Regions from separate parts of the Homo sapiens genome. Here region 1 is linked to region 2. The links are chromatin contacts, found by Hi-C or POLR2A ChIA-PET in ENCODE. All regions are on one chromosome and are shown on one strand. Each heading gives the region's core, a stretch centred on a gene start or an enhancer-like site at or near the end of the contact. The rest is flanking DNA. Distances are from core to core; before and after follow the strand shown. Region 1 holds the start of KCNMB3 (potassium calcium-activated channel subfamily M regulatory beta subunit 3). Region 2 overlaps ZMAT3 (zinc finger matrin-type 3).

What was found. A loop is a pair of places that touch in the nucleus more often than their neighbours do. ChIA-PET counts read pairs that join two places held with the same protein, here RNA polymerase II (POLR2A). Pooled maps may share reads with other maps.
Region 1: a loop to region 2 is called in a map of K562, with 2.7 times the contacts of the local background. The contact joins the promoter of KCNMB3 here to the enhancer-like site in region 2. A Hi-C loop is called at or near these places in 3 of 168 maps with a recorded cell type or tissue (B cell, GM12878 and K562), 13 of 37 single-sample maps with no recorded cell type and 11 of 50 pooled maps. POLR2A ChIA-PET finds 5 or more read pairs at or near these places in 4 of 52 experiments (CD4-positive, alpha-beta T cell, GM12878, H1 and 1 more).

The regions. Positions count from the first base shown.
Region 1 is chr3:179,248,099-179,255,122 of GRCh38, reverse strand. KCNMB3 (potassium calcium-activated channel subfamily M regulatory beta subunit 3) reads left to right here and starts at 4,009. Exons shown (of 3, transcript NM_171830.2): 1 at 4,009-4,380. The coding sequence starts at 4,133.
Region 2 is chr3:179,013,338-179,020,193 of GRCh38, reverse strand. ZMAT3 (zinc finger matrin-type 3) reads left to right here. Exons shown (of 6, transcript NM_022470.4): 6 at 1-2,971. Among named protein-coding and RNA genes, the nearest start is that of ZMAT3, 55 kb to the left of the region's middle. RefSeq lists an enhancer at 2,787-2,896. Within about 2 kb of position 2,758, at least 2 of the 41 ENCODE cell types and tissues checked have a DNase peak (open chromatin) inside an H3K27ac peak, as active enhancers do; they include B cell and GM12878, where a contact is called at or near this core.

The DNA of each region.
Region 1 (7,024 bases), core at 2,760-5,259, 230 kb before region 2:
CACGATCTCAGCTCACTGCAACATCCACCTTCTGGGTTCAAGTGATTGTCCCACCTCAGCCTCCCGAGTAGCTGGGATTACAGGTGCCTGCCACTACACCTGGCTAATTTTTGTATTTTTAATAGAGACAGGGCTTAGCCATGTTGGCCGGGCTCGTCTCAAACTCCTGACCTCAGGTGATCCACCTGCCTTAGCCTCTGAAAGTGCTGGGATTATAGCCATGAACTACCTCGCCTGGCTGTTGTGTGTTTTATGACTTCTAAATGAGTGCATATACTCCTTGGACATTTATATACGTCTTCTTTTTTTATTTTATTTTATTTGAGACGAGTCTTGCTCTGTCGCTAGGCTGGAGTGCAGTGGCGCAATCTTGGCTCACTGCAACCTCCGACTCCTTGTTCAAAGGATTCTCCTGCCGCAGCAGCTAGAATTACAGGCACGTGCCACCACGCCCAGCTAATTTTTTGTGTTTTTAGTAGAGATAGGGTTTCTCACCATGTAGGCCAGGATGGTCTCGATCTCCTGACTTCATGATTCGCCCACCTCGACCTCCAAAAGTGCTGGGATTACAGGCGTGAGCCATTGCGCCTGGCCTATAGAATTCTTTTAAGGCCTAAGTTAAATGTGTGTGCCTACAGAGAACATACGTATTTAAATTTGCCAGGTTGCAGAGGGCACTACCTACTTAAACAACATTACACGAAATTCTTAGCTTGAGATTTTTGTATTACCCAGGTAGTATGAATTCAGGCTGTAAACTCCCTTGAGGATCCCCTTGAGGATTATCTAAAATTTCAGGGGAGATTGTAGTTTTCCTCTTTTAGTCAGTGTTAAGGTTTGAGAAAGGCATTTTCCTTGCCATTTCCTATGGAGTGGTACGGTGTGGGTGAAGGGAGAGGGGCTATTTCCAGTTCAACCTGACACTGACTTTTAAGTCCTTTGGGGTCCCAGCTCTAGTTGGATGGTATATTAAACTACATACCTCGGATAGACCCTGGACATTGTCTCCTGTCCCTGTGACCCTATAAACTGTGAAACAAAAGCTCAAGTTCACCAAGTTCCGCAAATGCCCTCAAGTTAAAACTTGACTTCTGTCCACCTTCCTTTCTGGGTTCCTACTTTCACATAGTTTTTGTCTTTTGAGTATTTCCAATTCTTTTTAAGCTTTGGCCAGAAGTTTTAGTTGTCTGTAGTTAGAGTGGGTGTCTAGTGTACCATACCACTGAAACAGAAGCCTGTTACTTTTACAATAATAAAAACATATCTATGTGGGCTTTTTAAAAAAATTTTTAAATTTATTTATTTACTTTTTTTTTTGAGATGGAGTCTCACTCTGTCGCCCAGGCTGGAGTGCAGTGGCATGATCTTGGCTCACTGCAACCTCTGCCACCCGGGTTCAAGCGATTTTCCTGCCTCAGCCTCCTGAGAAGCTGTGATTACAGGCGCATGCCACCGTGCCTGGCTAAATTTTGTATTTTTAGGAGAGACAGGGTTTCACCATGTTGGTCAGGCTGGTCTCAAACTCCTGAGCTCAGGTGATCTGCCCACCTTGGCCTCCCAAAGTGCTGGGATTACAAGCATGAGCCACTGCACCTGGCCAAACCTATCTATGTTTTAGTTTTTTATGATTATTTTATATTATCCCTTCCCCACACATGAAATAACTTCTTTCCAAGTGACTTATGAAGTTGTCAACTTTTCATAAAGCCTTGGAACAAAGTGGGCAGAAAAATTATAAATAAAAAGTCTTGTCTAGGACAGTACAGGTCTGTCTTATTCCTAAATTAGATCAGAATCGGGTTATGCCGGTTTTTTATAACATACCATTATAATTGGGTATGTTAAAGAATGTATTAGAGATGCATTAGAAGAGCGACCTCATTATAAGCCTCTTCACCCATGGATTCCAAGGATATCTTACAATAAACCTCTGGGATACCTTACGCTACAGAGCAACTAAAGTCCAGCTTTAGAGCACAAGGGAAAATGCAGGATATTGGGTCCTGGAAACTACAAAAACCATCAAACTCTACTTTAGGGCTAAAACTTTCTTTTAATCAATCTGTCATATTTATTGATAAATTAGAAAATGTGGCTGGGTGCAGTGGCTCACACCTGTAATCCTAGCAGTTTGGGAGGCCGAGGTGGGTGGATCACGAGGTCAGGAGATGGAGACCATTCTGGCTAACACAGTGAAACCCCGTCTCTACTAAAAATACAAAAATTAGCCGGGCGTGGTGGTGGGCGCCTGTAGTCCCAGCTACTCAGGAGGCGGAGGCAGGAGAATGGCTTGAACCCGGGAGACGGAGGTTGCAGTGAGCCGAGATTGCCCCACTGCACTCCAGCCTGGGTGACAGAGGGAGACTCCATCTCAAAAAAAAAAAAAAAAAAGTACAGGTTCAAATTTCATTAAATTTTTTTTCCATGCCCCTTCTCTGGTGGTAGGATGATAGGGGATGAGTAAAATATCAAAGACAACTAAAAATTCCTAAACTAGATCCTCGGGTCCCAAAGAAGTGTTAACCATGGAGTGCCCCACCTTCTGAGGTTGGTGCTTCCTGGCACAGGCTCTTGGAACATTCTGGATTGTCTGACATTCCTTTTACTCGCTTTAGAACCTAAAGATGTTGCTGGGGGAAAAGGGAGCTAGGGAGAGGGAAGGGGAAGGATGTGGGATAAGGCATAAACTATGCTTGTGGGAAAAAAACAACCAGTAATTTCCTTGATGGGGTTTTTGCTTGACTTTAAAATGCAGTAAGCTTTTAGGAAGCTTGATGGAGCCTGTGTTTCTACCATTAGTGCTGCATTTGTTTGGCTTAAGATTTCATTAAGCTTCTTAAAATGGAGATACTTCTGGAACTCAAATGGCTACTGAGCAGGGAATGGCAAATCAGTGACACTGTAGGAAGTGGAGGGATTTTGGCAAACTAGAGAACACACCTTCCACAGGGGCAGCCACTGCTCTGCTGGGCCCGCTGTTCATCTGCAGGGACGTGCATCTTGGGATTATTTCCAAAGTCAGAACTCAGCATTTTTATGAGAAATGTCATGATTTTTAAGGTCTTAACAAGTTATCCCACATTAAAAAAATAATAATAAACCAGGCCGGGTGCAGTGGCTCACGCCTGTAATCCCAACATTTTGGGAGGCTGAGGTGGGTGGATCATGAGGTCAGGCGTTCGAGACCATTATGGCCAACATGGTGAAACACTGTCTCTACTTAAAATACAAAAATTAGCTGGGCATGGTGGCCGGCGCCTGTAATCCCAGCTACTAGGGAGGCTGAGGCAGGAGAATCGCTTGAACCTGGGAGGCGGAGGAGGTTGCAGTGAACTGAGATCGTACCCAGCCTGGGCAACAGTGCGAGGTTCCGTCTCAAAAAAAACCAAAAAACACAAAAACAAAAAACGACAGAGAAGGCCAAACAAAACACATCTGTGGGCTGGATGCCGCCATGCCCACCGGTTTGCGACCTTTGTGTTGGACTCTTCTGTTCACCAGACACCCTGCCCTGCGAGAATGTATCTCATCCTTTGCTGGAGCAGGTTTGCAGGCACAGTGGAGAGAGGAGAGAAGAAATGAAGGGACACTTATGCAGAACCATGAGTGGCCAGAGAGGAGGAGAAGGAGGGTGAGAGGAGCAAAGAAGCCATGACAACTTCATAATTCTGAGTGGACTGGGCAGTGGCCAGAAATTCTGGTGGTGGATATGCTGCCTTTCCAACAGGTGAATATGAAAGAATAAGTCAAACCCTGTTCAGGACGCTGTTAATTCCAAATGTGAACTTTTTGAGTCATTCTTTCCATGTGGAATTCAAAGGAGAATGTAAACAAATTTTCAGGAGGGACGTGCAATATCCCTGAAAGATAACAAAGTTCGTAACACTTATTTACATACAACATTCTCTAGTTATTGATTAAACAGATCTCTACAGACTTGCATGAGGCAACATTTCTTAGGCTTGTTTGCTACAATATCTTTAAAAATACTTGATTACACATCACTTTAGCTTATTTAGATGGACTTTTCACCAAGCTCTGAACTGGGATTTCATTTTGTTGCATTCATCCTGCTCACGAGACACAGGTAGGCAGCAAATGAGATTATCCCTCCAGTCCCCATGGATTGGAAATGTTCCCCCTTCTTTATGAGCTCACTGCAGTATCTCCTTCTCCCTTTCCCCAAAGGACAGCCTTTCCTGCCTCAGGGAAGAAGAGAGAGACAGACTACAGTGATGGAGACCCACTAGATGTGCACAAGAGGCTGCCATCCAGTGCTGGAGAGGACCGAGCCGTGATGCTGGGGTTTGCCATGATGGGCTTCTCAGTCCTAATGTTCTTCTTGCTCGGAACAACCATTCTAAAGCCTTTTATGCTCAGGTAAGAAACAGAGGAAGGAAATCTAGAGTTTCCAATTCAGATAAGATCCAGGCACAGCGGTAAAGGAGGAGAGGCTGGCTTTGGTTTCTCAATCTGTGACTCTCTGCCATGGTCTAGAAAAAGAAAAATACAATTCCTCTTCCGCTGTCAGTGCTGGGGGCAGCTGGGTGTGGAGGAAGAGGTGGCGAGAAGGTCAAAGATATTTCCCTGCACTGCCTCCTCCCATCTCATAATCTATATATACCTCCAAACACGTAATCCACAAATTATAGTTTCTTCATTTAGGTCATAAATCCTCCCCTTAAAATGTTGGTATTCCAAGAGAGAGTTAAACCTTGTATGTGAGCACAATAAAAGTTTTTTGAGTCTGAATTTTTTGAGTTTGACAGTGTCTACCTGGCACATAGTAGTTGCTCAATACATATTAGTTTCCTTCCTTTTAATTAGGTTCTTTATTCAATATATGTAGTGATACAGTTGACCTTTGAACAACATGGGTTTGAACTTCGGGAATCCACTTATAAATGGATTTTCTTCTGTGCCTGCCACCCCTGAGACAGTAAGATCAATCCCTCCTCTTTCTCCTCCTCCTCAGCCTACTCAACATGAAGAGGACAGGGAGAGGACCTTTATGATGATCCACTTCCATTTAGTAAATAGTAAACATGTTTTCTCTTCCTTATGATTTTTTTTCTTCAATTTTTGTTTTAAGTTCCGGGGTACATGTACAGAATGTGCAGGTTTGTTACAAAGGTAAACGTGTGCCATGGTGGTTTGCAGCACAGATCAACCCATCACCTGGGTATTAAGCCCAGCATGCATTAGCTATTCTTCCTGATGCTCTCCCTCCCCCTACTCCACTGAGAGGCCCCAGTGTGTGTTGCTCCCCTCTAGGTGTCCATGTGTTCTCATCATTCAGCTCCCACTTTTAAGTGAGAACATTCAGTGTTTGGTTCTCTGTTTCTGCATTAGTTTGCTGAGGATAATGGCTTCCAGCTTCATTTCATCTATGTCCCCGCAAATGACATGATCTTGTTCTTCCTTATGATTTTCTTTCCTTTTCTTTTTTCTGAGACGGAGTCTTGCTCTGTCGCCAGGCTGGAGTGCAGTGGCACGATCTTGGCTCACTGCAACCTCTGCCTCCCGAATTCAAGCAGTTCTCCTGCCTCAGCCTCCTGAGTAGCTGGGATTACAGGCGCCTGCCACCATGCCCACTAATTTTTGTATTTTTAGTAGAGATGGGGTTTCACCATGTTGGCCAGGCTGGTCTTGAACTCCTGACCTTTGAACTCCTGACCCTGTGATCTGCCCGCCTTGGCCTCCCAAAGTGCTGGGATTACAGGCGTGAGCCACCATGCCTGGCCATGATTTTCTTAATAACATTTTCTTTTCTCTAGCTTATTTATTTATTTTTTTAAGAGAAGGGGTTGGGCCAGGCGCGGTGGCTCACGCCTGTAATCCCAGCACTTTGGGAGGCCGAGATGGGTGGATCACGAGGTCAGGAGATCGAGACCATCCTGGCTAACATGCTGAAACCCCGTCTCTACTAAAAATACAAAAAAATTAGCTGGGCACGGTGGCGGGCACCTGTAGTCCCAGCTACTCAGGAGGCTGAGGCAGGAGAATGGTGTGAACCCAGGAGGTGGAGCTTGCAGTGAGCCGAGATTGCGCCATTGCACTCCAGCCTGGGTGACTGAGCGAGACTCTGTCTCAAAAAAAAAAAAAAAAAAAAAAAGAGACGGGGTCTTGCTCTGTGACACTGGAGTGCAGTGGTGTGATCACAGCTCATTGCAGTCTTGAACTCCTGGGCTCAAGCAGTCCTCCCACCTCAGCTTCCTGAGTCAGTGGGATTACAGGCATAAGCTACTGTGCCTGGCTATTCTAGCTTATTTTATTGTAAGAATTCAGTATATAATACATATAAACATACAAAATATGTCTTAATCAACTGTTTATTGGTAAGGCTTCCAGTCAACAGTAGGCTATTAGTAGTTAAGTTTTTTTTTTTTTTTTTTGAAGCAGGGTGTCACTCTGTCACCCAGGCTGAAGTGCAGTGGTTCAATCATGGCTCACTGCAGCTTCGACCTCCTGGGCTCAGGCGATCCTCCTGCCTCAGCCTCCCAAGTAGCTGGGACCACAGGTGTGTGCCACCATACTTGGCTAATTTTTAAATTGTTGGTAGAGATGGGATCCCCCTATGTTGCCCAGGCTGGTCGTGAACTCCTAAGCTCAAGTCATCCTTCTACCTTGGTCTCCCAAAGTGCTGGGATTACAGGCATGAGCCACCATGCCTGACCAGTAGTTAAATTTTTGAGGAGTCAAAAGTTATATGCAAATTTTCGACTGCAGGTTTGGGGGTGTGGTGTTGGCATCCCTAACCCCTGAATTGTTCAAGGGTCAACTTTAGTTGCTACTTATTAAGTATATGCTGTATGCTCAATACATACTATATTTTATCCTACTTAAACCTACAGCAGCCCATGATGGAAGTGTTATTTTAGTTTTCATTTTATAAATGAGAAAGCTGAGGCTCAGAAAGGCCAAGTAACTTGCCCAAGTTCACATAGCCGGTAAATAATATGCCTGTCATTCTGACGTAAGACTTGCTTCTTAATACCTAAATGATGTTTGCTGAAATGAGGGG
Region 2 (6,856 bases), core at 1,509-4,008:
AGTGTTAGCATTTCACAGAGAGAAGAGAGACAGAATTATTGCTATTAATCACCATTCATAAATAGGAGCTTGGAATAACAAAGGTCTGTGTGAATTCTGTTCTACGTCTTTTTTTTCCCTTTTTTAAATAAATGTCAATTTGATATCAAGTAAAACTATTGTCATTATTGATCAGAAACCATACATTCTGAAAATGAATCCAGTTTTCCCAAGCTGGCAGAAGTCAGAGATCATTTTTCACCTTGATCTGTGTTGCGTTTGTACTTAGTGAATGGCAGTGTGGTTGATTGGAAGAGCTTGACACTGATGTTTGGAAAAATTCTTTATTCTAGTGGTCATTTTCAAACTTGTCTTCTGTAGAGAGGGGAAAAATTATGTATTTGCAGCTAAAGCGAAGAGACTGGCACAATAATTATTAATTGTGTTAGTTCATTTCTATATTAAATGAAGCATCTTCACAAATCAGGTTTGAAGCCATTAAAAGCAAAATTTTCCCTAGTTTAATTAATTTAAAATTCTAAATTGCCTGACTACTTAGAATCTTAGAAACGCCCTGCTAGACTGATTTTATTATAGAAATGTTAACATGTTCCTCAACATTTTCTCAAGAAAATTTTCAGACATATATCAAAGTTGAAAAAACTTTGCAGTATAACCACTGCTAGATTCTGCCATCAACATTTGACTATACTTGTATTGCCATGTATCTGTTCATATTCTCTATCCCTCTTTTCATCCATCGATCCATCAGATTTTTTTTTTAAAGAACATTCCAAAGTAAATTTTAGGCAATACACTGCCCTAAATTCTTAGCATGGGTGTCATTAATTAAGGTTTAGTATTCGTTTAAATATCTATTTTGAAAGTGGTGTATGAAGTTGATAATCTGAGCCAATTAACATACTTTTTTTTTTTTCCTCCTGTGGACTTTTGTCTTCCAGTTTCTCTTTTTGTGTGTACTTAGGGTGAGGGAGGACAATTCCTTTCAAACACAAGTTTATTTTAGAATTGGTCATTTTTAAGTGCTTGTCATAAATTTTAAAGTTTCAATATAATTTTTCTTTTCCCCACTTCTGATAATGTATTTTTGCCAAACTATGCAGCTTCTTCAAAAAACTGTAAATTACTGATTGGGGTTTATGAAATCAGCGAATACCTCATTTCAATCTGTTGCTGCTTTTCTCCCTCTTGTCACTTCTCCTTTCACTACTTTCAGCTGCTCTACCAGAAGGTAGAGGGGAGTAAAGGGTCAAACCCCTATATAATTAGCTGTTTTAAACAACTCTAGGAGAGCAGATTAAGTAGCTTAGTAAGTTGAAACTATTAATTTTTCTAAAGAATTTGATTTGAATTCCTTGAGAATTGTAATTATCCACACTTCCTCCAGCTATAATTAGCAGAATTAAAAATGATTGTACTGTACAATGAGTTGTTGAAATTGTAAGCCTTAGTAACCATCTTTAGCTTTATTGTAGTCATGTTTAGAAAAAATTATTTTTACATATGCCTTTATTTTTATGCCCACTTTTTGTGGATAAGATTCTTTAGATAAAATCTAAAGAATTTTAAGTGACTTTCTCCAGGTCATGAAGATTCAATGGGTAGAATTGAATCAGAATTGAAATGTTCCAGATTCATATTCTTGTGTGTGTTTGATAAAATTCATGGCTTCCAAAGTAACTGAACACTTCCTTTGGGCCCTTGGAGGGAAAATCCATATTTTTACTAATTACACTTTTTTTTTTAGACATCTGGCAGTTCTTTGAACTTAAACATATTCTCATGGCCATAGTTCCAAATTAAGCCCGACGCAGTTGCTAAAAATCTTGCTGCACTGTTGAATACTAATAATGCAACATTTATTGGATGTTTTTGCATTTTGATGACCTTCATGATTCATTTATAAGTCTTTGTAAGTGCTTAAGTGACCCCCTCACTAGTGAAAATAATAAATGTTCTATATCATTTATTATTATTTGTGTATTCTCTACATGATATATTTTTTTAAGGAAGAGTAACTCCACATGTCAGAATGAGTGATATTATCCTAGGGCAAAGCGCAAATAGGGCAGTTTGTTTCTACTCTGCAAATATGGCATGTATAGGAACAAAACTCTTTTGGAGTGGCTGGTCATTGTTCTGCCCTCTTTTGGTACCTGAGTACCTTTCTGGGGTTTTGTAAATCGTGTGTCATTTGTAAGAATTTCACGTTAACTCTGCGTTACTTGGTGTTCACCTGTGGTATCCTTGACTGACCATAATGATTTAGTTTGGGTATGATGTGTCTGCTTTGAAATGCCTTACTGGAGTATGTCAGATCCTGCTTTAAAGCATTCCATATATCTGCTGGGACAATAAGTTGCTTCTCCTTGGAAATATGCTCTAGATTCAGAAGCAAAACCGATTTTGCTTTCACCATTAAGGTTGCATTTTAATGCAGTTATTGTTTTAAATTAGAGAATAAAATGTAAAACCAAGGGAGGCTTTAGAACCCTTTATTGAATGGCATGGCAAACTTTTAAAACTGCTTTTGCTATTTCACTAGAACTATCTTTGATAAAGGATATAGCTAAAAAATGTCAGCCCAAACTGTGTGTAATTAGGGTTGTTTATTAAAATTTTCTCTAAATGTCATACAGAGGCTTAAGATCTGTGTATGCTGTTGGGTCGGAGTGCCAGTCACTGCTTTGGAAGTCTGTGTTCTGGGGCTGCAGAATGACAAACGTGTCATGGGATTAAAACCAATCAACTGTGAATTGTGAAATTGAAACTACTCTTTCGGTTTTATTTTCTTTAGCATATTGAGTATAGAAATCTGAAACTTATTTAAAATTTATACTGCTTTTGTTGATGGCTCATTTTGGCTGTGTATCCTCACTTATGTACTGATTTCTGATAAAGGCTTGACATTATTATAACACGCATTTTGTGTTCCAGTTTAATAAAACGGTTTCTGAGTCTTGTCTGAAAATTGTTTGGTTATGAGTTGAAGATCAAGGGAAGAAGGTAAATTGTCATCACTGAGACGTTATTTTGATGCCGATTCTCGATGACTGTGGGTTCTCCATTCATCAGTCTGCACACAGTCTGCCATGGTCTTCTGGAAATCATGCAAGTACTGTAAGCTTTTAGGTTGGCAGTAGAATCAACCTAGCTGCCCACACTGCCCGTTCTCCCCATCACTGGAGTTAGCCTGGGACTGGAGTGAGTTCTCAATTTTGTTGGTAGATTTTAATATTTATTTTCCCTTCAAATTTTAAGAAAGTTGGCCTTAGTACCATAAACACTGCTGGAAATAAACACATTATTAAAAAGCATATACCCATTAATCTTTTGGGGGTGTTTTACATGTAAAATACTCTTACAAATATAATCAATTTATATATGCAATATAATTGAGATGTGGTCCTTTAAACAGCCTGGTTTTCTGTATACAGTGTACTTTTGAATTTAAATGCTCACTTAAAAAAGTAGATTATAGGCTGTAAGATGCTGTTATGCTTTAATTAATCAGGATGCAAGACACATACCCTTACTGTTGTGGGAAAAATTCTTCGGTCTGCACACACAAAAAATGTTTCTGAATGAAGTGAATAGATCACACTGAATTTGTGTGTTGTAAAGTACTCAAGGCATCAGCACATTTTATTAAATCATCTCCAGGAGATTCTTAGCTTTAAAAAAGCCATGATAATATGCACCAAAAAAGTCTTAAATGATTTCAGATTTTCAGCCTTTTTAAAGGCATTTCTGAGGCTCATTCATTGGCTGAAAATCTATTCAAGATCAAATGCTGGGTGTTATCCTTTATAATTTCTTAAAGGGCTGGTGATAAAGTTTCCCAATGTATGATAAATTGATATAAGATTATAAAGATCAGAAATAGATCTTTTTATGTGAGTTTTAAGATTTTTATCATCTGAGTTGAGGCTTAAACCACAACAATTCTTAGTTGTGGGATCTTCATAACTTGAAAATTAAGAATTACAAAAAGATGAAGACAGTTAACTATTGTGTAACGTGAATATTATTTTAAAGGGATCTGATTATGAGTTCTTACCAAAAAAAATCCCCTAAAAATACATTTCATGGTTTTTAATCTTCAAGTCTGTGTGTGTATGTGTGTATATATATTTAGGGGGAATGTATACTAGGAGGGAGTTTATGGAAACATGTTTAAGATGATCATATGCTAGTAATGAAGTGTGTCCAAAGGAACAGATGTAAATTTGCCACTGGAAGAAATACACTCCACCATAGGCAGTCTATAACTTATGCTTGGCATTTTGGATAAATCTTTAAGTATGTAATTAGAGCTTCAAATGTGTTTTGGCTGGAAGTTGTCCCTCTAGACAGGAACAAGATGCCTTTCATATTAGCTTCAATTTTTCATCTTTGCTGATGCCAGAGGCACCTCTCTAACCCTGTTTTCTAGAAATCCTTACTAGGTTATGGACTTTGACCAACGGTATCTAGTGCCACCTTGTGGACTGTCTAGATTTTACAGTTAGCAGTTTGTGGTTGGTGAACTAACTTTAAAGCAGGATGTTTGGTTGAAAACCACCTTGTGGAGGATATGAGTTTTTATCTGTAAATAAAACAAGTCATGCCTTTAAGAGATACTGAGGACTGTTTTTGCAGCTTAAGTCTGTAAAGGATGACAGAGTGGGAAAGTGTTGAATTGGAAATCAGGATCCATATATATGTATGGATAGATATATATGCACAGGCATGTGTGAATGTCTCATTTTTTGTGATTATTTAAAAACGTCTATTTTGTTTAAAAAAATCTGTTCTCTACATATTCGGTTATGTGAACAACAACAAACATGGAAATTAAAATAATGGTCAATGAAGGCCCCAACCAGGAAGTAAAGGACTAGAAAAATCTTTCATCAAAGAAGACTTGAAAATTTAAAAACACAATTATATACAAGGGCAAATGTTACCAAACATGGAAATCTTGCTGACATAAAAATTAAACTATAAAATATTAAAATTTTCCCAAACATAGTTTATTTTTGGGGAAAACAATATTTTCTGCTTTAATAAGCTAGCAATGAAGAAAGAGACTTTTTTAAAAAAGTAGTTTTATTAAATATTTCAAACATTCAGAAAAAGTACATACTGGGTAACTGGTCTCAGTTCTGTCACCAGTGTGTTCCCTGGCTTGTCACTTGACCTCTTGAAATTCAGATCCCCATAACTGGGGTATTAGGGGTGGATCTAGTTATTTCTTCTTTATTCCTCTCTTTCAGTACTATGGATAATTTAGAAGATTGCTGTTTTCAAAAAGAATTGTTTTTTTTTTTCGAAATACATAAGTCCTGAACTCACTCCTGAACTCCATGCTGCCATGTCCCCCCTGCCCAGCGGCAATTGATCGCGGTTAGCAGTTTCTTGAGTCTTTTCCAGATAAAGTCTATGTAACGTGAATGGAGGCATTCCATCCCTACTGTTCTGTTCATCACCTTGGGGTATGTGTGTGTGTGTGTATGTGTGTGTGTGTGTGTGTGACCTTGGCAAGCATTCCATACCAGCACATGTGGATCTATTTCATTGTTTTTCATTCTGTGGTGTTTCCTTGTATGATTTCTAAAATTTCTGTTATTGATCCTCTATTGATGGACATTTATGTAATAATAATTTAAAAAAATTAAACCCTTAAAAATAGCAAAACATATAAAATTTACCATTTTAACCATTTAGTTTACAATCATAATCACTCTCCATCTCCAGAAATTTTTTATCTTCCCAAACGGAAATTTTACTCATTAAACAATAACTCCACATTCTCTCTTCCCCAGTCCCTGGTAACCACCATTCTACTTTCTGTCTCTATGATTTTGACTACTTGAGGTACCTCATATAAGTGGAATCATATGACAATTGTCCTTTTGTGTCTGGCGTATTTCACTTGGCATAATGTCCTCAAGGTTCATCCATGTCGTAGTATGTATCAGAATTTCCTTCATTTTTAAAAATTATTTTTAATTAGGGATATATAATATTGTACGTATTTATGGGGTACATGTGTCATTTTGATACAAACATTCAATGTGTAATGATCAAATCAGGGTAATTGGGGTATCTTATCACCTCAAGCATTTATCAACTTTCCTTCCTTTTTAAGGCTGAATAATATCCCATTGCATGTATCGATGACATTTTGTTTATTCATCCACTGATGGACACTTACGTTGCTTCTACCTTTTAGCTATTGTGAATAATGCTACTGTGACCATAGGTGTACATAGCTGAAGACTTGGAAAATTATAAATTATTTTATATATGCAAAGTGTATAAAAGTTTAATTTTTTTCACTGAAGCTTTGATAATTTGAGTCTGTAAAACAAACTGACCATGGATTAACAGGAAAAAAGGCATACAGATTTATTAATGTACATATGGGCATGGGAGTCATACAAAATATGAAAAACTCAAATGTCCAGACAGCTGATGCTGTAAACCAAAAAGTATCTGAGACAGATCTCAATCAACTGAGAGTTATTTTGCCAAGGTTGATGATACACCCAGGAAAAAAAGCCACTAGCCACAATAGAATCTGTGGCCCACACTTTTTTTCCAAAGAGGATTTTGAGTGCTTCCATATTTAAAGGGGAAAACATGGGCAGGAGAGAAAAGAAGTGTAGATGAAAGAGGCAAGAAGTTGCAATCTTTTGAAGATTTCATCAGCGTTCAGTGGATCCACATTTTACATGTGAAAGGAGAGGGTAGAGGCATTTGTCTCATGCTCAGTGAATCTACGTTTTTACATAAGATAAGTAAACAGAATAGAGGAAGCAGTCAAATATGCATTTGTCTCAGGTGAGCAGAGGTATGACTTCTGGTTCTA